Linked DNA regions of Homo sapiens: region 1 is linked to region 2. A link is a loop called in an ENCODE intact Hi-C map of the cell type or tissue named here. Cell type or tissue: IMR-90. All regions are shown on one strand. Each heading gives the region's core, and the rest is flanking DNA. Links, peaks and the distances in the headings are about the cores only.

Region 1 (12,805 bases), core at 6,075-8,574, 500 kb after region 2:
AAAAAAGATCATTTTTTCTTTTAAATTTTTTTGGTGAGACTGGGCATGGTGGCTTATGCTTATAATCCCGGGACTTTGGGAAGCCGAGGTGGAAGGATCACCTGAGCCCAGGAGTTTGGGACCAGCATGGGCAGTGTAGTGAGACCCCTGTCTACAAAATATTAATTAAAAAAAAACTTAGCCAGACACAGCAGTGCATGCCCATAATCCCAGCTACTTAGGAGGTTGAGATGGGAGTATCTCTTGAGCCTGGGAGATTGAGGCAGCAGTGAGCTACGAATGCGCCATTGCACTCCAGCATGGGAGACAGAGCAAGACCCTATCTTTAAAAATATATATATATATATATTTTTTTTGGTGAAAAATATGGGAAAATTTATTTCAACTGTGTTAATGGCTGTTCATCATAATTCCTCACTCAATGATCAGGATAGAACTAGAATGAATTCTGTAGTTCTACTTGCTCTCGGCATAATGCCATTGAGCTCCATAACCTGGTCTCAGTGCTTTCAAGCCCTCTGGAGGCTGTGGGGAGAACCCTTCCTTGCCTCTTCCAGCCTCTGGTGGCTGCTGGCCTTCCTTGACTTGTGGCAGCATCACTCCAGGCTCTGCCTCCATGGTTGACAGTGTCCTCTTCTCTCCTATGTGTGTCACTTTGAAGGATACATGTGATTGTATTTAGGGCCAACCTGGCTAATCCAGGATAATCTGTCTCATCTCAGGATCCTTGACTTAATCACATCTGCATACACACTCCCCGAAGAAAGCACACTTTTTAGAGGCAGTTGGGCAGAATTTTGACTATTAGTCAATTGTTACCTTGTTGACCTTGACCAAGCTCCTTAACTTCTTTGAACTTTACTTTCTTCATCCGCAAATGGAATTAATACATACCTACCTCAGAGAGTTTGAAAGGGTTAAGAGAAATGATTTGATTGAAATACTACCTGGATTTCTTTTTCCTTTCCTTAGATTCAAAGCTTTATTTGGACTCATCTTTTTATCTCCAGAGCCTGTCCCTGGCACATAGCGGTTGCCCAGTAAATGTTTCCTGATTAATTTTCTGTCCTCTGAAGGACAGCGTGCTATTGCACTGTCATGTACCATGGGGGACACGGGGGGGAACAGCTCGGTGGTGATGGCCCATCTAGAAACATTCTGTATGTGAGAACTATGTCATTAATTTAGCAAAGTGAGAGAGATGTTTGCAAAGCTGAACCCCTAATGCTGTGATTTCTGTATAAATATGCTAAATGGAGTGCATATCTGATTCAAGAAAAGAACTGTTGATCCCAAAAGGGAAAAATTAGACATAGGGTGTGACGTGTCTAGATACCTCCACCTGCGCTCATGCACACATTCCTGCGCCATAAAGGATTGATTTTTTTTTTTTAACCTTGGTGTTTTGTGTTTGAGCTGTGTGCTAACAGTCAGTGTCAATGTCTGCCTTCTGAGCTGTGGGCGATTCCCATTGTTGTGAGGTTTCCTCCAACTGGACGTTAAGTTACTGAGAACAGGAATCAGGGATGCGATTGGTGCGTGTCTTCTGTGGCTACCTGGTCAGCATTCATAAACGGTGATAATGGATTGAATGCTGCAGTTTCAACCTTCCTGACAACAGAGGAGAGTGTTACTTTGGGGCATGAACAGTTATTGATCCAGCTGGGCCTTGGTTAATGAGTCATTTGGCTTACAGTGTTCCCGAGTCACAGGCTGTCCTGAAGATCACCTGCTGACTCATTGGTGCCCTTGTTTCCCCGAGGCCTCCTGCAGTGACGTGCTGAGGAGAGGAGCCCAGGTCTGCGGGTGGGGGACCCGTCCTCTGAGAAGCCTGCAGCTTCTCCTCCAGGACCCTTCCAGCCCACCTGGCTGGCTGTGGGGATAATGGGCACTTGGGAGCATTGGAGGGGGAGGAAGCATAGAGAAAGCAGCAGGAGACGCACCTGGAAGCCCAGGGGAGGGAAGTCCACCTCCCTGCAAGTGTAGGGCAGTGAGAGGAGCCCTGGCACCAGCAGAGCAAGAAAGAAATGCATGCACCGTTCAGAATAAGCTGTCAGGTCGTCTGGCTGTTTAAGATTTATTTATTAATGGTATGTGACATTTAGCATTTCTCAATGCCTAAGATTAAACTGATGCTTTGAATCCTGATCATGCTTTTGAGCTGCTCCTCTTGGGTACTTGTGGCATCGTGTTGGCAGACCCTGAGTGACATCTTCAGCGGCGGGAAAACGAAATGTATTTCACTGGGAGTAAGTAGAGCGGACATTTGAGAGTTTGCTGGGTCCCAGACAGTGTTATGTGAATGAAAGTGTTGGAAATGTAATCTGGATCCTCAGGGAATTTCTGAAGTGTCGGGAGAGGAGATTTGATGAGCAGAAGCAATTGGAGAACAGCATTCTAGGGTATAGAAGCAAACTATCAACTGTATGGTGAAGAGCTCACTGAGAACTGGGCTAATGGAGCGGCTTCGTGCATTCACTCAGTAGCGATTGAGAGACTTCTGGGCCAGGGCTGGGCGCACACGGGGATGAAATATGGTCCCTTCCCTTTCCACACCTGTGTGGTAACAAGGGGCTAGATTAGCAAACAATTAAAATCCAACACGTCCTACTGTACAAGTGTGAGAGAACGCTGGAGGAGAAGGCGGCGCGAGCTGAGCCCTTACCACCTGAGTGAAGGAGAAGGTGGGTGTGAGCTGAGCCCTTAACACCTGAGCAAAGGAGAGAACGCTGGAGGAGAAGGCGGCGCGAGCTGAGCCCTTACCACCTGAGCAAGGAGAGGTTCTCTGTGCTTAGGTTAATTTCACAGCTGTTTGGGGGCAAATTGGAGTATTTTCCTAGCAATCTTTAAACCACTGTCTTCTATATTGCTTAACCTGTTTAAAATAACTATGAAGGAAAAAGATGCTTTTGAATTATGATGATTGTAATGTTATCGACAGATCTTAGCTGGTAATTCTGTTTTCCTTTTCTCCTTAGTGTCAAATCAACAGTGCCTTGACATCTTTCCACACTGCTTTGGAACTTGCAGTAGACCAGAGAGAAATTCAACATGTCTGTCTGTATGAAATTGGTAAATATGAAATGTCTGTCCAGCCTCTTGTTAAGAAGTAGTATTAATGCAGTATTTTAGCTTTCATGCCATTCAGTGTGTGTCTACAAAATGCTTGGTGCCTTCTGTAGTAAGAAGGACTTCAGTTATTCCCGTAGCACATGCAATGATACTTCTCTCTGATTCTCATTACGTTTTTATAACATTTTTTCTTTACAGCATTTTGATTTTTTAGGATAATAGGTGATGTTAAATGAATTGATTAAATGACCAGAAATACCTTATTGGACTGCATTAGAATTCAAAGCTCTTTGTTCCTCCTTCCCACTAATGTTTACTTGAGAAGAAAAATAGGAGACAGGAGATAGTTGGACTGAAGTCCCAGTGTTTTTCACCAACTAGCTCTGAGACCTTGGACAAGTTGCCCAAACCTTCCTAGCCACATAGTTGCCATTGGAGTTAAGGTGCCTCCCCTTGTAGCAGCTGTGAGGTTTAGATGACATGACGTGTGAAACCTCATGCAGGGGGCCTGGCACGGAAGGCCCTCCATACATGTTAGCTGCCACCTTCTGCTTCTCCCTTACTGGAGAGACAGTCACCAACAAACCTGGAAGGATTTATCTGCCCGAGATTTTCCCCATTCTCCTCCAGAATTGTTGCTATGGGTCTTTGCTGACTGCACTAAAACTCTGATCCTATTACATTAGTAATTGCAAAATCTTTCTGTGTAACAGTTTCTCCATTGTGCTGGGAAGAGTAAACACAACTTTGAACTTGAAACAAAAAAAAATTTTAAATAAGGGACTCAGACTTTTCAGAGTTTCAGCGTAGCTAATGCTACAAGGTCACACCATGTAGCACATAAAAAGGAATGACAGAGGCAAAGAGAAAGGAGAAATGATGAGATAGTGATGAGACTCCAAAGGGAAATTGAGACTTAAAAAGCTTTCTGCAGAGGGACAGGGAAGTGGAGACAGAATGCTCAGGGAAGCAGTTGACACCTGTCAGTTTGGGGGGTCAGGCCCTGTGCTGCCTGCCACTTGCTTTGCCTGCTGTGGACACAATTGTCTTCCTGAATCCTTTTAAGGAAAACTGAAAACCAAAAGATTGCGAACTGCCCAATAAACAATATTACGTTTTAAATGCCTGTTGTGGTTTAAAAAGAGGAAATGATGTATAATCCAGTGGAAAATGTGTTTTTGTGTCTTCTACACTCTGCTGGAGCTCTGCTTAGTAGCCACAATATAGAATGAAATGTGCTTCAAAGAACTTGAATGAAAAACTCTAGCTTTGGTGGCCTTTTGTTGGTGCATCATTTCAAGTCCTATGACAGGATAGGATGTTAGAGCAGAAGGAAGCTTAGAAATCACCCAACCCAGGCCTTAGGAAGGTTAACTCAGGAGTTGGTAGTAACTCGGGCTTCCGATTCAGGCTCGGAAGCTTGAGTTGGTACTTTTTCCTGAGTTATTCCTGACTTATTCCTGAGTTATTCCTGACTTATTTCTGAGTTATTCCTTATTTATTCCTGAATTATTCCTGACTTATTCCTGAGTCAGTGCTTCCTTCCATCTCTATTTTGTATTTAATTCCAATCTTTCTCCGCTATCTATGCTAGGATAAAAATAATCAGCCCAGGCCGGGCACGGTGGCCCACGCCTGTAATCCTAGTCCTTTGGGAGGCTGAGAGGGGCAGATCGCCTAAAGCCAGGACTTCGAGACCAGCCAGGTCAGCATGGTGAAACCCCGTCTTTACCAAAAATACAAAAATTAGCCAGGCGTGGTAGTGGGCGCCTATAATCTCAGCTACTCAGCAGGCTGAGGCGGGCGGGAGAGTGGCTTGAACTCAGGAGGCAGAGGTTGCAGTGACCTGAGATCCCACCACTGCACTCCAGCCTGGGTGACAGAGTGAGAGTGTGTTTCCAAAAAAAGCCCAAATTTTTACTCTAAACTATGTCAATATCACATCCCATAGAATTTGACAGTGAATTTTCTGAAGTGTATATCTCACACACTCTTCCTCCCACGGTTTAAATGGCAAGTCTCAGTTTACACAATTACTTAGTGATGCACCTGATAACAGAATATTTTTTATGGAGGCAGTATCATGTAAAGGAAAGTGTGTTGGATTTTGATCCACAGTTATTCCTTCTTAGTTGTATGGCTTCAGCAGGTAGCTACCTCTTGATACCTTAGTTTTTTTTTTTTTTTTTTTTTTTTAAGACAGGGTCTCACTGTGTCATCCAGGCTGGAGTGCAGTGGTGCAGTCTCAGCTCACTGCAGCCCAGACCTCCCCGGCTCAGGTGATCCTCCCACCCCAGTCTCCCAAGTAGCTGGAATTACAGGCGTGCACCACCACACCTGGCTAATTTTTTATAGAGATGGGGTTTCACCGTGTTGCCTAAGCTGGTCTGGATCTCTTGGGCTCAAGCGATCCTCCCACCTCAGCCTCCCAGAGTGCTAGGATTACAGGCATAGGATTAGTCCTTGCTAATACAAGGACACTATTAGCCCCCTTTGCAAGGTTGTCATAAGGATTAGAGAGCGTTACATGAAGTGCTTACCACAGCATTGGCACACATTAGAGGCTCAGGTGATGGGGGCTACTGTGATGAAAAGTGGGAATAAAATCCTTTACATTTTAGTTGCTGCAGTTCCTTACTAGAATGCCCATTTAACTGTTTCGATCCAGGAAGGTGGGGTTCTTTCACTACCAGTGTGCTGAGGGAAGGTAGGGAAATGCCTAATTTCTCATTGGCTTGCTGTCTAGATCTTATAAAGTTTTGAGAATGAGTGGGCCAAGCACGGTGGCTCACACCTGTAATCCCAGCACTTTGGGAGGCTGAGGTGGGCAGATCACTTGAGGTCAGGAGTTCAAGACCAGCCTAGCCAACATGGCGAAACCCCATCTCTACTAAAAATACAAAAATCAGCTGGGCATGGTGGTGGGTGCCTGTAATCCCAGCTACTTGGGAGGCTGAGGCGGGAGAATTGCTTGAACCCAGGGAGCAGAGGTTGCAGTGAGCCGAGATCGTGCCATTGCACTCCAACCTGGGTGACAGAGCAAGACTCCTTCTCAAAAAAAAAGAAAAAAAAAAAAAAAGAATGAGTGGTAGTCACTGAGTACATAATCGAGTGGTGTTGCTTCCACTGTTTCTTATTGCACCTGTGTGTACTCTTGGAGAAGTACTGCTGTGCTTGGGTTAGCCTCACGACTGTTAGGACGTAAATTGGAGTGTCTTTCTAGAAATCTTTATGCCATTCTCTTCTGTGCTGTTTTATTGGTTGTCTGACTCAAACCTAAGTGCCTTGTCAAATTCAAACTTTACATTGAAAGTATTTAAGGGAAAAAATAATTTCTTAGGTTTTCAGGTTAAACTTTTTTACGCATTTCATAGAACATGCACAGAGAATGATCGCCATATCAGAGGCTCGTGGCTTAAATATGGGTCATAGAGCTCAGTACTTTAGGGTCATGTGCTAAAAATATTTCTTTCATAGGTTGGTGCAGCATGATAGAGCTCAATTTCAAGGATGCATTTGATTCCTTTGAGAGGCTAAAAAATGAGTCCAGGTGGTCCCAGTGCTATTATGCCTACTTGACTGCAGGTGAGTCGCCCATGGTCCCTCAGTGTGCCTCTCTCTGTCGTGAATTAGCTCGCCTGACGTGGGCAGATGGGAGAATGATGGCAAGAGGAAGCAAAAGTTGTACCCCTCCACAGCCTTCCCCAGCATGTTAATGTTTTGTGCAACCAAGTAAATAGTGCTAGAATACTGTGTTCACTGACCCAGGTGAACACCCAGAAATTCAGTAGTGCCCAGGGTGCCCCTTCACCACACGCTTCCCCTCTGGGCCTGGCTTGGTCCTGTTTTGTGTCTTGGAAATGCATATTATGAGGTCTTCCCCGTTACTGTATATTTTGCCCTAAGTTGCCTCAACCTGTCTCTATCCCTTTACTTAATATGCTATGTTTTTTATTGGGATTCTGAAGAATTTTTAAGAATTGAACAGTCTTTTTTCAGTGTGTTAATTTTTTTTTTTTTTTTGAGTCTGGGTCTTGCTCTTTTTGCCAGGTTGAAGTGCAGTGGCCTGATCACAGCTCACTATAGCCTCAACCTCCCAGGCTCAAGCGATCCTCCTGCCTCAGCCTCCAGAGTAGCTGGGACTACAGGCATGCCCTACCACGCCCAGCCAATTTTTTAAAAAAAATTTGTAGCAACAAGGTCTTGCTATGGTGCCCAGGCTAATCTCTAACTCCTGGCCTCAAGTGATCCTCCTGCCTCAGCCTCCCAAAGCACTGGGATTATAGGCATGAGCCTCAGAGCCTGATCTGTGCTAGTATTTTTGTTTGGTTCGTGCCCTGGTTACAAAGTTGCATAGGTCTGAGTCATCTGCTCCAACCTTGTTTTACCTCATAACTCTATTATATTTACAGTATAATATTTTAGATGCAAGGTATTTACATTGCATATCGTTATTAACACCTGTATTCTGTTTTGAATTAAGTGTTTTTTTGCCCATGTATGAGGAGATAGAGATGTGCTGCCACCTGGTGGCCAAAGTAGTTGTCTGCATCCTTCAATACCTAAAAGGCCACGTGATTCAGAGTTGTAGAGGTGTGGAATTGAAGAAAGCCAAGCGGTTGTACCTTTTCTGCCTCTAAGCAACTTCATGTAAGCCTTTTCTGGTTTGTGTAATGAACTCTCCTCTTGCAGCCACATGAGTGGTTCTTTTACTTAAAATTCAAGACTAATCCAAACATTATTTTCAATACCTTCTTATTCTTAACGTTCAGATTTAATGACCATCTTCCACTTCCATTCTGCCCTCTTAACTGATCTATATAAAATAAGATAGGGTTGATGAACATTGACCAATAAGGATATTCTGGATCTCTTAAATTCCCTATAAAATTGCATCGGTCCATTAGCAAATGGACCCCAAAAGTCAGTGCAAAGCCCTCTTTTGTCCATATTCCGCATTGCAATCCCTGTTGACAGGCGTGTTCTCATGGCTCTGTCCCTGATGTTTGAATAAGCTTATTTTTCATATACTGGATAATATGCTGTGTCTCACACTTAAAGGATTGTTGTATAGAATTTGAAGACATCTCAGATGAAAGTAGCAGCTATTTGTTGAGTGACTCAGTGTGTTTAATACGTTGAAGAGTGGATGAATCCAGATTGAATAGCCCAGAAAAGAGAGGCCTGCACACAACTCCGCAGCCATTAGGTGTAATTGGGCCGCACAGTCGATGGTGGACAGCTATTTATTTTTTCATCTTTGTTGAGTTTCAAATACATAAATGTACAGCGTGGCTGTATAGAGGAACATTAATTCCCCCCCCCCAATATTTGGCAATCCCAGAACCATACCAATCATAGCAGAGGATAAGCATGAAAGATTCTGATCTCTGTTCCTGCATTGGGATTTTGTAGAGAGGATAAGATGTGGGTGAATAGCTCCAGTACAAAGAGTACATGAGGCAAGGCCAAGGCAGGCAGATCACGAGGTCAAGAGATCAAGACCATCCTGGTCAACATGGTGAAACCCCATCTCTACTAAAAATACAAAAATAAGCCAGGCGTGGTGGCGCACACCTGTAGTCCCAGCTGCTTGGGAGGCTGAGGCAGGTGAATCACTTGAACCCAGGAGGCAGAGGTTGCAGTGAGCTGAGATCGCTCCACTGCACTCCAGCCTGGCAACAGAGTGAGACTCTGTCTCAAAAACAAAAGAGTACATGAGGCAGGGAAGGAGCACCGTTACACTGTCCTGCAGGAGCTGCCATTTGGGCTGGCCGTGAGCTAGAGGGCATGGGCATTCAGGGACCCCAAACACTGCCACCAGGGCTTAGCTCCCCAGCATGTTAATGTTTTGTGTGACTATGTCAATAGTTTTGTACTTTTAAAAATTGTGATAAAATATGTAGCATCATTTACCATTTGAACTTTTTTAGGTGTATGTGTCAGTAACTCCAGATAACGCTCAGATTGTTTTGCAAACATCACCAGCATCCATCTCTGGAACTTCTTCATCATCCCAAACTCTACCCATTAAACAGAAACTCCCCATTCACGTTTTCCCCGAGACCCTGGTTACCACGCTTCTACTTCCTGTCTCTATGAATTTAAGTATTCTACCTACCTTGTGTATAAGTGAAATATATTTGTCCTTTTGTGTCTGGCTTATTTCATTTAGCATAATGTCTTCAAGGTTCATCCATGTTGTAACATGTGTCAGGATCTCCTTCCTTTTTTCAGGCTGAATAATATTCCATTGCATGTATATGGCACATTGTTCATCCATTCATTCATTGATGGACATTTCGGTTGTTTCCAATCTTTTTGCTATTGTGTGGAGTGCTTACCTGGAACATTGGTATACAGACATCTGTTCCAGTCCTTGCTTTCAGTACCTTTGGGTAGATACCTAGAAGTAGATTTGCATGATCATATACCTCTACTATTCCTGCAACTTTTCTGTAAGTTTGAAATTATATCAAAATTATAAGTTACCAAAAAATATTAGAATATAACATATGGGATTGTGTATATTTAGTCTTATTGGAAGAGTCAGTCATCCTAAGCTCTGTTTAGGCCTCATATTTTAGGATAAACCAGAGACTCCCATGACTTTAAACATCTGCATCTTTTAAAGCAACTATCTGGCTGGGGGCGGTGGCTCACCCCTGTAATCCCAGTACTTTGGGAGGCCGAGGCGTGTGGATCACCTGAGGTCGGGAGTTCGAGACCAGCCCGACCAACAACCAACATGGAGAAACTCCATCTCTACTAAAAATAAAAAATTAGCTGGGTGTGGTGGTGCATGCCTGTAATCCCAGCTACTCGGGAGACTGAGGCAGAAGAATTGCTTGAACCCAGGAGGCAGAAGTTGCAGTGAGCCAAGATCGCGCCATTGCACTCCGGCCTGGGCAACAAGAGCAAAACTCTGTCAAAAAAAAAAATCTATCTATAATTTTACTGCAAGAGAAATAGGTGGTGTTCGTTCTTCAGGGTCTGAGGTATGGATGTTATAGACCTTTGGGGTGGTTCAGATACCGTTGCTGTTTATGACTGGCTTTAATTATGTGATTGTATAAGAATGTTCTCAATGATCTGAGGAAGACCTCAAGCTAGGGACAGCAGAAATATATTCTTTTTCATTGATTTACTCTGTGACCTTAGGCAATGCTCAGCTTTTCCAGACCTTTGCATCCTCTGATCTAAAAATAATGGGGTTGGTTGCACAATACAGCCACTGAGCTTCATTCTGGTTTGGAAATGTTACAGCTGCAATTGATAAGGTCATTTTGGATTGGTGCACACTCCTCCATCTGGACCAGAGATGCCCCAGTGACTGGGAAAGGAGTTGTCCCTTCCTTTGAATATTCAGCCTCATCACTCTTAATCCCAGTAGGAGGAACCTGCCGTCTTTCCCATTGTCTTTGCATCCTCAGCTCTCTCCGAGCCTCAATTCTTGGACCCTTGGGCTCTGCCGATGGTAGCCTATCCTGGTACGTGCACGCCTGGGATAGGTGACTGCTTGACCATGCCCAAATGCGAGTACGGGACCAACCTACTTTTAGGGGTGCTCAGGTAACGAAGGGGGAACTAGCCAGGCACAGTGGCTCACACCTGTAATCCCAGCACTTTGGGAGGCTGAGGCAGGCATATCACGAGTACAAGAGGCCAATATGGTGAAACCCCATCTCTATTAAAAACACAAAAATTAGCTGGGCATGGTGGCATGTGCCTGTAGTCCCAGCTACTCAGGAGGCTGAGGCAGGAGAATTGCTTGAACCCAGGAGGCGGAGGTTGCAGTGAGCCGAGATCACGCCACTGCACTCCTGCCTGGTGACAGAGCAAGACTCCATCTCAAAAAAAAAAAAAAAAAAAAGAAGAGGGAACTAGCAAGTCAACTTTAGTGCATTCCAACTGGGGAGTGAAAAACCACATGTGATCTAACAAAATTGAATAGAAATGGATTCCGCAGCATCAGAGTTGGGAGGAAAGGATGGAGTTGTGGTAAAGTTTCAAGCAGTAGTGGGGCTGCAGCCAGTGCAAAGTTTGCATAAGGGACAGAGAAGACACAGCAAAGGGAGGATCATTAAATCTTTGGGGCCTGAGGTGAGAAGAAGGTGTGCACATGATCATGATCAAAATCTCACTCATTCCTCAAGACTCCGCTCGACTTCTCCTAGCTCCTTACAGCGTCTGGTCACTCCAGAGAGAAATGATCCCTTCTCTTTCTGAGCCTTCTGAAAACCACTTTGGTTCTCCTACCCTGACTACTCCTATCACTACATACATTGCAGCTTGTGGGACCCTATGTGCGTGTGTGAGCATGTGTGATCTTTTCAATTGTAATTTCAGTTTCTTTAGGATTCAAGCACATGTGTTTCTTCTTCACATTGTTGCTGGTGGCTTATAGGTAGTAGGCAGCCAAGGAACTTGGACAGGACAGATTGATGACTTCCTAGGACAGAGAACTCCTCCTTCTACCACGAAGCTTTCATGATCCTCGGGGCTCTTCATTGTTCTTTCCTGGGTTCCTATTTATTCCACTTTGAGTATGTGAGCCCTAACTAGGTTGTACACTGTGACAGTAGCTAAGGATTTTGTTATGTGAAAAACTGTCTCCCCAACAAGAGGACAAGGACCATGGCTTTCCCCAGGTCCCCCAAAAGCTCTGGGAACACAGGAACCTGGGAAATAGTTGAAGGACTGCAGGACGGTGCAGTCCTTTGTGGAACAGTCTTTTTTTTGTTTGTTTGTTTGTTTGTTTGTTTGTTTGTTTTTCTGAGACAGAGTCTCATTCTGTCGCCCAGGCTGGAGTGCAGTGGTGCGATCTCGGCTCATTGCAACCTCTGCCTCCTAAGTTCAAGCGATTCTCCTGCCTTAGCCTCGCAAGTAGCTGGGATTACAGGCATGTGCCACCACGCCTGGCTTATTTTTGTGTTTTTAGCAGAGATGGGGTTTCGCCATGTTGGCCAGGCTGGTCTCGAATTCCTGACCTCAGGTGATCCACTCGCCTCTGCCTTCCAAAGTGCTGGGATTACTGACATGAACCACCATGTCCAGCCCATTGTGGAATAGTCTTTAAACATATTTGCTCCTGCTTTTTTTTTTTTCAAGTATCATCACTTCAGGTATCCCTTATGGCATTTTCCCTGACTTGTACTTAAGAAATATAATTATGGTTTCTTACAGTTTGTCAGGGAGCCACTGGTGATGTGGATGGGGCACAGATTGTCTTTAAAGAAGTTCAGAAACTCTTCAAAAGGAAAAACAATCAGATTGAACAGTTCTCGGTGAAAAAGGTATGTTGGAGCCTATTGATCTGGTGTATTACTTATGATGGGCATTTGTAACCAACACTGCCTTGGCAAGCTTTAGGAAATTATATTCAAGGCTGCCTATTTACTTGCCACATAAAGTGCAGTTCACCGCCATGCAGAGGATTCTCTCCATGATTGTACATCTGCTCTGAATAGAAGATTCTTGCCTTGCTGCAAATAATGAAAGCAGATTTTTAAAAAATCGATGAGTCCTGCAGATACAGGGCCTCAAAAAATTGGGTTAAGACTCAGAGTGGTTCCCCTTCATGGAAATCTTTAGCAAAAGGTGAAAGATATATATGATCTGAAGGGTAACTGGAGTATAGTTTTTTTTTAAATTTTAATGAATGGAGACTATACGTTCTGCAGAGCTAATGAACACACCTCTAGAGAGAAAGGATCTGTCTAAAGAATTGGGT
Region 2 (12,805 bases), core at 6,565-9,064:
AGGGCAGGGGAGAGAGGCCAACACATTGACAACAGCAGTTCTGTATTAACTGTCAGCAAGAATGGAATCTAAAAATATAAAGAGCAGACACAAAATATCCAAAAAGTGTCTGGGGTCATTCAAGGGCAAGTAGGTTTTATATACATTGATAGACTCTGAGAGGACAGTCCTAAAGCTAAGCCGCTGTGTCCATTTAGAACAGATTTGGTGTCCTGTATGTAATAAAACAGGAGCATTATATCTCAGGGGTCAGCAAACCACAGCCTGCAAATCAAATCCTGCAAGCTAAGAACGGCTTCTACTTTTAAAAATTTTTGCAGAGGCAGGGTTTCACTCCGTTGCCCTGGCAGAAGTGCAAAGATACAATCACAGCTCACAGTAACCTTGAACTCCTGGGCTCAAGCAATCCTCCTGCCTCAGCTGGGACTACAGCCACACACCATGGCATCCATCTAATTTTTAAACTTTTGTAGAGATAGGGTCTTACTATATTCTCCAGGCTGGTCTCTAACTCCTGGCCTCAAGCAGTCTTCCTGCCTCAGCCTCCCAAAGTGCTGGATTATAGGGATAAATCACTGCACTCAGACTGTTTTTACATTTTTAAATGATTTTAAAAAGATTAAAAGACGAAAAATATTTTGTAATATGTGAAAATATGAAATTCCACAAATAACAATGTTCATAAATAAAGTTTTATAGGAATTAAGATTTTTTTTTTGAGACAGGAGCTTCTCTGTCACCTAGGCTGCAGTGCAGTGGCTCGATCACAGCTTCATTTCCCAGGCTCAAGCCATCCTCCCACCTCAGCCTCCCAAGTAGCTGGGACTACAGGTGCATGCCATCATGACCAGTTAATTTTAAAAACATTTTTTGTGGAGATGGAGTCTAGCTATGTTGCCCAGGCTGGTTTGGAACTCTTGGATTCAAGCGATCCACCTGCCTCAGCCTCCCAAAGTGCTGGGATTACAGGTGTGAGCCACCGCACTGGGCCTTTTTGTTGTATTTTCTATGGTTACTTTTGGATTACCACAGCAGAGTTGGGGCAGTTGGGAGAGACTTGTATGGCCCACACAGCCTAAAATATTTGCTATCTGGTAACAGTAATATTCACTAACATTTCAGTAAATATTACTAGACATAAATATTTACTCTATAGTATATATAGTATATATTTATATTATATAGTATATACTATATAGTATGTATATATTATATAGTATATAATATATACATACTATATGTATGTATATATACTATGTATGTATGCATACTCTACACATACCGTATGTATGTATGCATACTCTACACATACCGTATGTATGTATGCATACTCTACACATACCGTATGTATGTATGCATACTCTACACATACCGTATGTATGTATGCATACTCTACACATACCGTATGTATGTATGTATACTCTACACATACTGTATGTATGTATACTCTATACATACTGTATGTATATAATACATCCATACTATATGTACTATATATTATATAGTATGTATTTACAGTATATAATTTACTATATATAGTAAATATATGCCATATACTAATATGCCTCCTGGTCAAGGCAGGAGGATTGCTTAAGGCTGGGAGTTTGAGACCAGCTTGGACAATATAGTGAGACCCTATCTCTACAACAAATTTAAAAATTAGATGGGTGCAGTGGTGTGTGGCTGTAGTCCCAGCCGAGGCAGGAGGATTACTTGAGCGCAAGAATTCAAGATTACTGTGAGCTATGATTGCATCACTGTACTCAAGCTTGGGCAACAGAGTGAAACCCTGTCTCTGAAAAAATGTAAATTTATACTATATATATATAGTATATATATATATACACTATATATACAGTATATATATATATATACTATATATACTATATATATAGTGTATAGTAAATACATTCTGTAGTATATATTTCCTATAGTAATATTTATATATTAATAAATATATCTTTACTGTAGTAAATATATTAGTAATTAGTAATATTTATTACTATTTACTATTTAGTAATATTTACTAAAATGTTAGTAAGCATTACTATTAATATAATAAATAATATAATATAATAAAATTAATATAATCAATAATATAATTATATTAGTAAACAGAAATACTAATATTTATTAAGACTTTACAGAAAAAGTTTGCTGACTCCTGATATATAATATAGGTTAGAAATATTTTAATCAAAAATGATCAAAATTTAGGCCAGATAGGGTGGCTCATGCCAGTAATCCCAGCACTTTGGGAGGCTGAGGCAAGTGGATCACTTGAGGTCAGGAGTTCAAGACCAGCCTGGCCAATATGGTGAAACCCCGTCTCTACTAAAAATACAAAAAGCTGGGTGTGGTGGCAGCGTGCCTGTAATCCCACCTACTTGGGAGGCTGAGACAGGAGAATCACTTGAACCTGGGAGGCAGAGGTTGCAGTGAGCCGAGATCGTGCCATTGCACTCCAGTCTGGGCTACAAAGGGAGACTCCATCTCAAAAAAGCAAAACAAAACAAAACAAAAAGATCAAAACTTAAAAAAAGAGTTTTGGCTCTGTTTTTTAGGTGACCCAGGTATCCATACTGACATATTTTCTGAGGCTTCCAGGTGTTTGAGGCTTATTTTATTTCACTTAAGGGAACAAAACAGAGTGGTTCTTTGCTTAAGAAAATGAAGAGAACAGACATAAGTGTCTGTTCTTCTTCCTTGATTTCACAAATCCTCCAAATGGTGTCAAAATGGCATACTTTCCAATTAGCTATTTCATTACTACTGTCGATTTTTTTTTTTCTGCAAAACTAGGTAATGACAGACTGTGGTTCACTCTTTCTACCACCTCCCCACTTCTACCAGAGCCCCTGGGATCTCCAGCATCAAGAAGCTGCAGGTGTGTTCTTTCAAGAATCCAACTAACCAGGCTAACTGCACCCAAATTCGACACAGTCCCCAAGTGAGGACTTACTTTCTAACCTCTCTCTTACAGATTAGTAAAATTTATCTTTAGGTCTTACCTTCAAAATACCAAGAGTGGGTGAGAATTTAAGCAACTCTTTTATGACATCATTATACCCTTTGTTGGCTGCTTTCAATAATGCTGTTGTGCCATCCTTAACAGAAAGAGGAAAATAAAAGTTGATTATTAACATATATCTGTGTTGCTTGAAAGCAGTCAGTTGGGAACTGGAAAGTACCGTTGTCAGAAACTAATGACGTGTAAATTAAGCACAGATCAGCAATGTCTCTTAATCTAGGAGCATTTTAGAGAATATTAAGCAGTAAATTCTGCATGAAAGAGTATCAGATAAACAGTGACTTAGATTATGTTAGAACTCTGCCATTTGGGAATTCATACTTCTACAGTTCCTGAGAACACTGGGCAGGGGACAAGGGGAATTTCAAGAGCATATTTTTAGGCCATGGTTGGACCAAAGAGGCATTCTCGGCTGTTCATAACTTAGCAGAAATGGTTAACTGTCTTTAATAATTTAGATCATTGTTGAGCTGTATTTACTGTTTCTAAAAAAATTTATACAGCCTTGCCCTAGTCTGCTCTAGGCATCCGCCCGTGTGTGGGTAGTGGGGCTTAGGGGCAGAGGTGATAGATTAAAATCTGCTAAAAGGCCAGGTGCAGTGGCTCACGCCTGTAATTCTAGCACTTTGGAAGGCCAAGGCAGGAGGGTCACTTGAAACCCCGTCTCTACCAAAAATACAATAGCCGGGTGTGGTAGCCCGTGCCTGTAGTCCCAGCTACTCGGGAGGCTGAGGCACGAGAATCACTTGAACCCAGAGGCGGAAGTTACAGTGAGCTGAGACCGTGCCACTGCACTCCAGCCTGGGTGACAGAGTGAGACTCTGTCTCAGAAAAAAATAAAATAAAATCTGCTAAAAAGAATGAAAAGCCAAATTCAAAAATTAATATTTAGCTTCTGTCGTTATTTTTTGGCTCAAGAACACAGTTTCCAAATTCCTTTTTCTCCCATTTTCACATATCAGTCGCTGTGTTTGGAGGATTTAGTCCATAATTCTCCCGTAGCCAAGAAACCACTTCGGCCTGCCATTAGGGTTTATCTGTAATCAGAAAGAAGGAAGAATGAATTGGGGGGCGGGGGGTGGGGGTCTTTTCTGGCTTCAGAGATTGTGGGAAGAAGAAGAGTGAGAGAGAGGGCAGTGAAATGGTGGCGAACGCGTCTGGTGATTTCCCTTTTTTGGAGCTTAGACTTGGAGAGGGGAAGGTGGGTTACGTAAGCAAGGGTTATACAAAGGCCACAGTAAAACACAAAAAGCAAACAGCATAGGTGGTCAGGTTCTCTTCAAGCCTTCCTTATGGGGAAAAGGGCCTGCTGTGCAGCACACAAAGGCAGTATTAGGTGGCACCAGCAGAGGCCAGTGGATGACGGCGGGCCAACAGGGGACGGGGTGCAAGGGGTCTGCAGCTCCAGGGAGGAGGGGCAAGAGGCAGGGCCTGCAGGAGGCGCAGCACCAGCCAGGGGATCCCCCTAGGACACGCCCCAGGACAGCCGGGAGGCCCCCAGGACAGGCGGGAGGCCCCCAGGACAGGCGGGAGGCCCCGTCTCTACCGCCCTCAGGCCTAAGGCTAAGATTCCACCCTCTCTAGTGCGTCCCAAGGTCATCTCGGGTGGAGGAGGAGAGAGACCGAGCAGCACCGAATCAGACCTTGACTTTGTTTTCCTGCTCAAGGAAGGAGGTTGGGAGGAAACCCATGTGGGCTGCAGACTCAGTCAAGACCCGTTTTCTCCACACAGGCGCGCCGGGAGGCTTCGCTCTTTGGCCGCGCGACTCGGGCACTCACGTTCCGCGCAGCGTCGCGGTCGGCTCCGCGCAGCAGCATCACCCGCACCACCTCGCTGTGGCCCATCTGGGACGCGATCCACAGGGGCGCTGTCCCGTCCTGCGGGAAGAGGAGGCGGCGGCCGCCGTGACTGGGGCGCCCGGCCCCACCCGCTCACAGAACGTCTTTAACACCAGGGGTCTGAAAGCGAAAACTCCGGGAAGGCACTCCCTGACCGCAGATCACACTCTGCAGCTGATCCACACCGCCCAGGAGGCAGTGAGAAAAGAGGGGGTGTGTGTAGCCCACGGACGCAGACGGCACGTGGCTGAGCCTGGGCTACTTGAATAATTGCCAGTATTCAAATTTTGGCTTATAAAATCATCCATTTTGTGGCTGGATCTTTTACCAAAAAGGGTGGTACAGACTTCATGGAAAGATGCGTGGGAACCTTGCTTTGAAGGCTTGGGGGAGCAGCTGACCTGTATACATACACCACAGCAGAACCAAATTCCACAAACCCAGAGAGAAGCCGGCCTATTCCCCCAAGACTGTCCATTTCTTTGCTTTCCCAGTGGGTCACACCTTAATGTTCACAAAATACACCCTTCATTCCCATAGAACGCAGGCAGTTTTCTTTGAGGTGGGGTCTGCGGGTCAGAGAACTCAAGTCATTTCTCCTACTCTTCTAGTCTGGTGTCCAGAACCCTCCAAAGCCACCTCATTTCTTAGGGGGCTTAATTTTAGGTGGAATCTGTTGTTGTGTCTTCTAGGAAGTGATGCACATAAACTAGTTACGGCAGGACAGCATTTTGGGGAATATTTCCTCTGCGTATATTTGGGAGTATTTCCCCAATATTGCTATCTCTGTGCACACTGGGCCATGAGGTGGAGATATATTGCTTCAGAGGAGAAAAAAGTAAAACATGCAAGGGATGGGGAAGGATTTGACAGTAGGGTGGTTCCCAGCAGATGGGATGGAAACTGGGAAAGCCTTCCAATGTGTGAAGGAGCTAGAGAGGGAGGGGGAAGGCGGAGGTCACGTGAGAGTGTCCACGTTTTCTTCCCCCTCTGCGTTGAATCTCGCGTGTGTTGTGGGGGAGAGGTAACCTAGGTTGTGGAAGAAACATCAGGTCAGTTATGGGGAATTCCAGATGGGAAAGGATTTTCTCTTCTTGTGAGAAACCAGGAAAGTTACAAGCCCTTTAGAGTTCTGCTCTCTGCTGGTGCCCGGGAGATAGGAGAGAAATGGCCGTGGGAGTTTCAGAGTCAGTGGTCCCCCAGTCCCCATGGCCCACATCCACCTAGCACCTAGGCATCCAGGAGTCCCGTCTGCCTATGGGAAATCAGAAGTGACAGAGAAACAGTCGGCTGGAGTGAGCCTGGTGTCGGGAAGGCAAGGCCACAGTGCCCTGACTTCCTGAGTAGATACAATGGCCAGGCCAGCAGAGAATGGCGAGACCAGCTGCAACCCTGGGGTGTAAGAGTGCAGGACGCTTGTGGACCAGCACAAGGGCCACGCATGAGGCTCTCCACCCCCATCTCAATGCCAGGATGATAGTCTGACTCTTAGGTCCCTTCGGAGAGAAAGGCAGGAGGGAGCAGGATCCAGAATGGGCTAAAGGTAACCTCTGAGGTAATTATGGTAATATGCCCCAAGAGACTGTTTTAGCCAGATAAGACTGAATTACCCATCGGGGGAAGGGGGGCTGAAGAGCAAAATGATTCAGTTATAGAATATAAAGTTACATTTTCTGCTGCAGTGTGTAATTTCAACCTTAGCCTACTAGCAGAAGCAGGCACAAGATTGTTGCCCACTGCTGTCCCAGGAAAGGGAGAGAGGATGAAGACATCTGAGCTGGGTCGGGGAAGCTGGTGACTTGGGAGCCCAGGAGGATCTGGGGGTGCTGAAGAGCAGTCACAGGATGTTGGGACCTGTCTTGGGAGAGACAGTGGAAGAGGTGCTGAAACAAAGGATAGAGGGAAGTGGAAGACACTTTAACTTACTTCATAATTTTTCCAGGGTCCTCTTGGTGGAAATATTCTTGAATCTAAATATTATCATGAGCAATTTGTACTTTAATTTGTACTTTAGTTTAAAAGCACTTCCATATTCTTTATTTGATTTTCCCAATTCAGGATTTAATTAATCAATAATTCAAGCAACCAATAATGATAATTATTATTTGAGACAGGACTCTGTTACCTAGACTGGAGTACAGTGGCATGATCAAGGCTCACTGTAGCCTCAACATCCTGGGCTCAAATGACCCTCCTATCTCAGCCTTCCTAGTAGCTGAGACTACAGGTGTGCACCACCATGCCCAGCTAATTTTTTTTTCTTTTTTTCTTTTTGTAGAGATGGGGCCTTGCTTTGTTGCCTAAGTTGTTCTTGAACTCTTGGCCTCCAGCAATCCTCCCACCTCAGCCTCCCAAAGTGCTGAGATTACAGGTGTGAGCCCAGCCTTCTAAGTCTCAAGCAGAGTGCTAAAAATAAGTCCTGGAGAAGAGACATGGAGGTTTCCATACGACTGCAGTGCCATCATAAAGTATGGACAAAAATGCACAAAATCAAACAGGTGGGAGGGCTGCTGCATGGGGAATGAGGGCTCAGTGTCCTGGATAGAGTGCTATCTGATCCAGGTCTTGAAGAAGGACCAGGATTTTGCTAGGTGTGAGAAAGGGGAAGGGTCGTTTGAAGGAGAAGGAAAAGCAGCTACAGTCACAGTGGCTTGGACAGGCATGGCTCCTTCATGCAGGGTGGGAAATCTAGCTGCTGTAGCCAGAGGGGTGCGGGTGGGACCCTGGAAGGCAGGAGGGGAGTGTGGGTCCAAGCTGGTGCCAATACTAATGCGCTTCTCCCTCCGTGCCTGCTCTGGGTCTGTTTTGTTCTTTGTCACTCTCTCCACCAGAGGGCGGGCAGGGAGAGGCAGCCAGCTGTCTATTCAATGTGCTTTTCAATGGCTTGGTCATTATTAGTAAACTTGTATTAACAATTGAAACTAATATGTGGGAAAGTGCTAAAAGGTGCTATATTGTGAAAAATTATCTATCTATCTACCTACCTACCTACCTATCATGGAGTCTTGCTCTGTTGCCCAGGCTGGAGTGCAGTGGTGCCATCTCAGATCACTGCAACCTCCACCACCCAGATTCCAGAGATCCTCCTGCCTCAGCCTCCCGAGAGGCTGAGACTACAGGCATGCACCACCACACCCGGCTAATTTTTGTATTTTAAGTAGAGACGGGGTTTCACCATGTTGGCCAGGCTGGTCTCAAACTCCTGACCTCAAGTGATCCACCCGCCTTGGTCTCCCACAGTGCTGGGATTACAAGCATGAGCCACTGTGCCTGGCCAAAAAATTATTATTATCAATTTAGAACATCAATGATAACACTCATCAAATATATCATCTTAATTGGAATAGTCATGGGAGGTGGAAAAAGCAATCAGTTCTTCCTGGCTGTAAGACCTTAGGCAAATCATCTCAGCCTGAGTGAGTGTCCTCTTAGGAAAAATTATTAGCTTCGCAGAGATAAGTGAGAAAACATATACAAAGGTGGTGAGCATGAGCACTGGCTCACAGATGCTTAGGAAATGTTAATTGCATCTGAGTAGTATTTATCATGAGAAACAATACGCCCCTTAATTTGTACTTTTGTTCACAAAATACTTCCATATGCTTTTTAATTTGATTCTTCCATCGACCCTGTGAGATAACTGACTGTGAGCAGGTAGGAATGAGTGGGAAAATGAGATTTGGGGGCCGCCTGTGTATTTCATTACTAGTCATTACATCTCCAAATCTGATTTTGGAGCCCAGGGAGTTGCATGTGAGTTAGAGCATTATTGTCAAATCAGATTACCTATCAGTTGATTATTTAGTTTATGAATTAGGAGAGGTTTTCCTCTTTTGTACACCTTAATTTCTGTTTTCTCTTATTTTTTCCTTCTGGTATAATGGTTAGAGCCTTCATTTTCATCATGAAAATGATGGGGTGCAGTGGCTCACACCTGTAATCCCAGCACTTTGGGGGGCCAAGGCGGGAGGATGGCTTGAGCCCAGGAGTTCAAGATCAGCCTCAGCAACACAGTGAGGCCCCCATCTCTATAAAAAAAAGAACAATGATTTCATATGTTTTTTTTTTTTGAGACGGAGTCTTGCTCTGTCGCCCAGGCTGGAGTGCAGTGGCACAATCTTGGCTCACTGCAAGCTCCGCCTCCCGGGTTCACGCCATTCTCCTGCCTCAGCCTCCCGAGTAGCTGGGACTACAGGTGCCCACCACCACGCCCGGCTAATTTTTTTTTATTTTTAGTAGAGATGGGGTTTCACCGTGTTAGGCAGGTTGGTCTCGATCTCCTGATCTTGTAATCTGCCCGCCTCGGCCTCCCAAAGTGCTGGGATTACAGGTGTTAGCCACCGCGTCTGGCGATTTTATATATTTTTTTAAATTAAACATATAAAAATAATTTTGAAAATGATGAAAAGTAAGTCAATTTAGCTCCTTTTTGTAGAGTTTTGGAATGTACCAAAATGTGAAAAAACATTTAAAAATATTCAAATAGGCTTTTGAATACTTCCATATACTTTGATATTTTTAATACTTTGATATTAAATCAAAGAAATCATTGTGAAGTTATAACCTCTACAGCACTTTTTTTAAAAAGGTAATGGCCAGGCATGGTGGTTCACACCTGTAATCCCAGCACTTTGGGAGGCCGAGGTGGGGCAAATCACTTGAGGCCTGGAGTTTGAGACTAGCCTGGCCAATATGGCAAAACTCTGTCTCAACTAAAAATACAAAAGTTAGCCGGGTGTGGTGGTGCATGCCTGTAGTCCCAGCAACTCAGGATTCTGAGGCAGGAGAATCACTTGAGCCCGGGAGGCAGATGTTGCAGTGAGCCAAGATCATGCCTCTGCACTCCAGCCTGGGCGACAGAGTGAGACTCCATCTCAAAAAAAAAAAAAAAAAAAAAAAAAAAAAAAAAAGGTAATAGAACATTTAGCCTGAAGAAGAATGAGATTCATGGGGTTATGATAGCTGTCTTTTACTATGTGTGTGTATATCAAGTAGAAAAGGATTTAGACCAATTTTTCAGACCAAGTGATAGAAAGAAGACAGATGGGTGAAAGCTGCATGGAGACTTGGGGTCAATGTATAAAAGTTTAATGAGTGTTGGCTAAGACCAAAGAAACTGATCAGAGAGGAGTGAGTTCTCCATGCCTAGAGGTGTTCAACAGTAGCTGATTATCATAGAAAGGATTCGAGTACCGATGGATGGCTAAATAGAGTGAGTTTTATAGTTTCCTCCAACTCTGTTATTCCCTCATTTCATTCGAGATCACTTTTACAGCCAGATCACAGCATGAGATGGAGTATATGACACAACCTGTATTAGAGACTAACCTTGTATGGTCTTATGTAGGCTCCTGAGAGTATTTGGAAAAAAGAACTAAAACCATCCTCTTCTGTGGGAATGAGTATCTGAAGCGGCACTAGCTCTTTGCTTCTACGATTTCCAGCCGTCACACTTGGGTTACTTCTACCTACAGGGTTAGGCCAGTCAGAAAGTCTTGGGGACCAATTCTATTTGAAGTTGGGAGTCCAAGAGCTGTGAGGAATCCTGCCCGTGGCAGAGGGAGTTCAATATTGAGATAATTTTCTTACCCACCCTACCCTGCCCTGGAGCCTATTTCTTATGATTGTCCCTTGCACCGTGTGCCTGGCCCAGCAAATGGGTCTGTAAGAGATTTTACCAGATGCTGCATTGCCCATGGTCTGACTCTATCCTCCCCAGTCAAGGGTGATGGGACTGAGGATAGGCAGGCCAGCCAGTCACTGTGGCCTGGTGCACAAAGATGAGCTGTGACAATGACATGGCTATTCCCAGAGGTTGGCAGTCTGATCCATAAACCTGGGGACCACATACAAGATAAGTAAGCAGACAAAACTGGTAAAAAAAGAAAGGAGTGGGGAGAAACAGAGATATGAAGAGACTTTGAGATGACAGAGAACACACGACTCACTAGAGAAAGTGCAGCCTTGATTTCTGATGGGTTTTCTGTTCCAATGAGGCCTGGTTGGAATAGGAATGATAATAACAGCAATACCTAACATTGCACTGGGTGTGTATCAGCTACTGCATTAAGAGTTTTGCAGGGATTATTTTATTTAATTATCACAGTAGTCCTAAAATACTGAGACTCAGGGACAGTAGGCAACCTGCTAAGGTCACACAGTTAATAAGCAAAATGGGGCCTCTGTTTCATTTTAAGATATCTATATCCCCATAATTTCCAAGCTGCTCTCCACCCAAAAAATCTGGGTCTGCTCCCTAGCTGCCTCTTACAGTCTTCCTGGGGCTTATGCTTATGAGTCTGGGCCCTATATCTGGAGCCTTCTTCTAACTCTCAGGCACTGATCACTAAATGCTGCAGGCTTCCAGACCTGCTCTGCACCAGCCATGGGGATCTTCTGGCAGTCGATACACTTTTTCTGAGTGTGTACCATGTGCAAACGAAACAAGACAGAGTCCCTGCCCTTGCCAAGCAGCAAGGACTTCCTATGGCTGTCTGTTCCCATTTCCAAACCCCCAGGATTCTACGCTAATCTTTTGGCTCCTTCTCCCACTGCCATTGATGGATTCACCCCTCTAAGCTTCCGACCTGGGAGAACGTTTAATTTCTGGGTCCAGCTACTCTGTGTACAAGTCAAGGCTTCTGTTAGGAGATGGCACTTTATTAGATGACTTTTCCTCCAGCCTTCAAAGAAATACTGTTTAGCACATGAAAAAGACTAGATAGAGATGAGTTAACTGACTAACCTCAGCTCTGGGTTAACAGGATCAGACCTTTGCATTCTATTAAAGTATTGTTTTAATAAGGTGGGTGAGTGGAGTTGGGAAAATATATGTCGAGGCATTTGGTTAATAGAAAAATAGAAATAGCCACTCAGCTAGTGATTAAAAAGGTCTGACTCATAGCAACTCAACTTGGTGAGGACACGTGGAAAGAAATGAAAATGAATTGTTAGAGTGAAATCTATATTTCAATGATCTCTGTGACTCTTGACCTTTTGGCTTAGGACAATATGGAAGGAAAATATTTTTTGAAGTTTCAAATCAAGAACATAGTCTTCCTACTGTCTGGCTATGACTAGATTTGGGATTATGATTCCTCATCCCAAAGTACTAAAAAGGTCTTCATTTAGTTCTCAGTGATAGAGTTACAAAGAAAAGTCATCCCACTACCGTTCAGATTCCCTGAAGCTCATATCAAATGTCAGCTGAGTAATTTCAATGTAACTTTGTCAACATCCTGTTACAGGATACCGTAATAAAATGGTAGGGCTTCATAGAATGTCAGTGCAACAATTACAAATCAGATTTAGCCAAAAGTATTAGGAAATTAAACCAGGCAGGTATTCCTGTCCTCATTTTGTAAATTCAAGGATTTTCCAATAATGACTCAATGTGTCAGCTGAGATTTCAGAATAAAACATTGGTTTCCAAATGCTCTACCTATAGAATATAGGTAGGCCATGTGCAGGCCATGTGCAGGCATGGCACTGTTTTCTTGGAACATAATAAATATGCAGAGTTTACACTTTCAGAGAAGACGGAACTTGAGCTAGTCTGACCTGGATAGATAACAACCTCTAATTATAAGCTCACAGTAGGTAATAAAAATTATTATGATTTGAGGGCACAATGGGGTGAGTGTACTCTGTAAAAAGGAAAAATTCCATTGCCTTTTTTCCCCAAAGCAATTCTTATTTTATAAGACACCCTTTTCCTGAATAACAATTCTTTTAGGGCTGAACTCAAAATAATTCAAAACAATTTCATTAGATGCAGTCTTTAGAAGTTGTAGCACTTGCTCCTTGACCAGAGGGTGGATCCCTGCACTCAAAGACTAGGTCATCCACTTTGACCAGGTTATCCTAACTCTTGAGGAAGAAAAAACAGCTATGGCGTGTTGTGGCTACTGCTGCAATGTTGGTTTACTCTTTAAC

What was found. A loop is a pair of places that touch in the nucleus more often than their neighbours do. Peaks named below come from ENCODE experiments on the same cell type or tissue, not always from the same donor. Only the 100,000 strongest peaks of a DNase experiment are listed, where the experiment ranks them.
Region 1: a loop joins it to region 2, with 9 times the contacts of the local background. A loop is called at or near these places in 43 of 110 quality-filtered maps.

The regions. Positions count from the first base shown.
Region 1 is chr18:24,111,576-24,124,380 of GRCh38, forward strand. TTC39C (tetratricopeptide repeat domain 39C) reads left to right here. Exons shown (of 14, transcript NM_001135993.2): 7 at 2,979-3,072; 8 at 6,550-6,657; 9 at 12,259-12,368. It also overlaps the pseudogene RNU5A-6P. Among named protein-coding and RNA genes, the nearest start is that of CABYR, 21 kb to the right of the region's middle. In IMR-90, for the core only: a CTCF peak has its summit at 7,604 (motif pointing left); a DNase peak (open chromatin) is centred at 7,626.
Region 2 is chr18:23,614,721-23,627,525 of GRCh38, forward strand. ANKRD29 (ankyrin repeat domain 29) reads right to left here. Exons shown (of 10, transcript NM_173505.4): 7 at 4,811-4,909; 8 at 3,012-3,107. Among named protein-coding and RNA genes, the nearest start is that of NPC1, 35 kb to the left of the region's middle. In IMR-90, for the core only: a CTCF peak has its summit at 7,703 (motif pointing right); no DNase peak of the experiment used is centred there; H3K27me3 peaks cover 187 bases.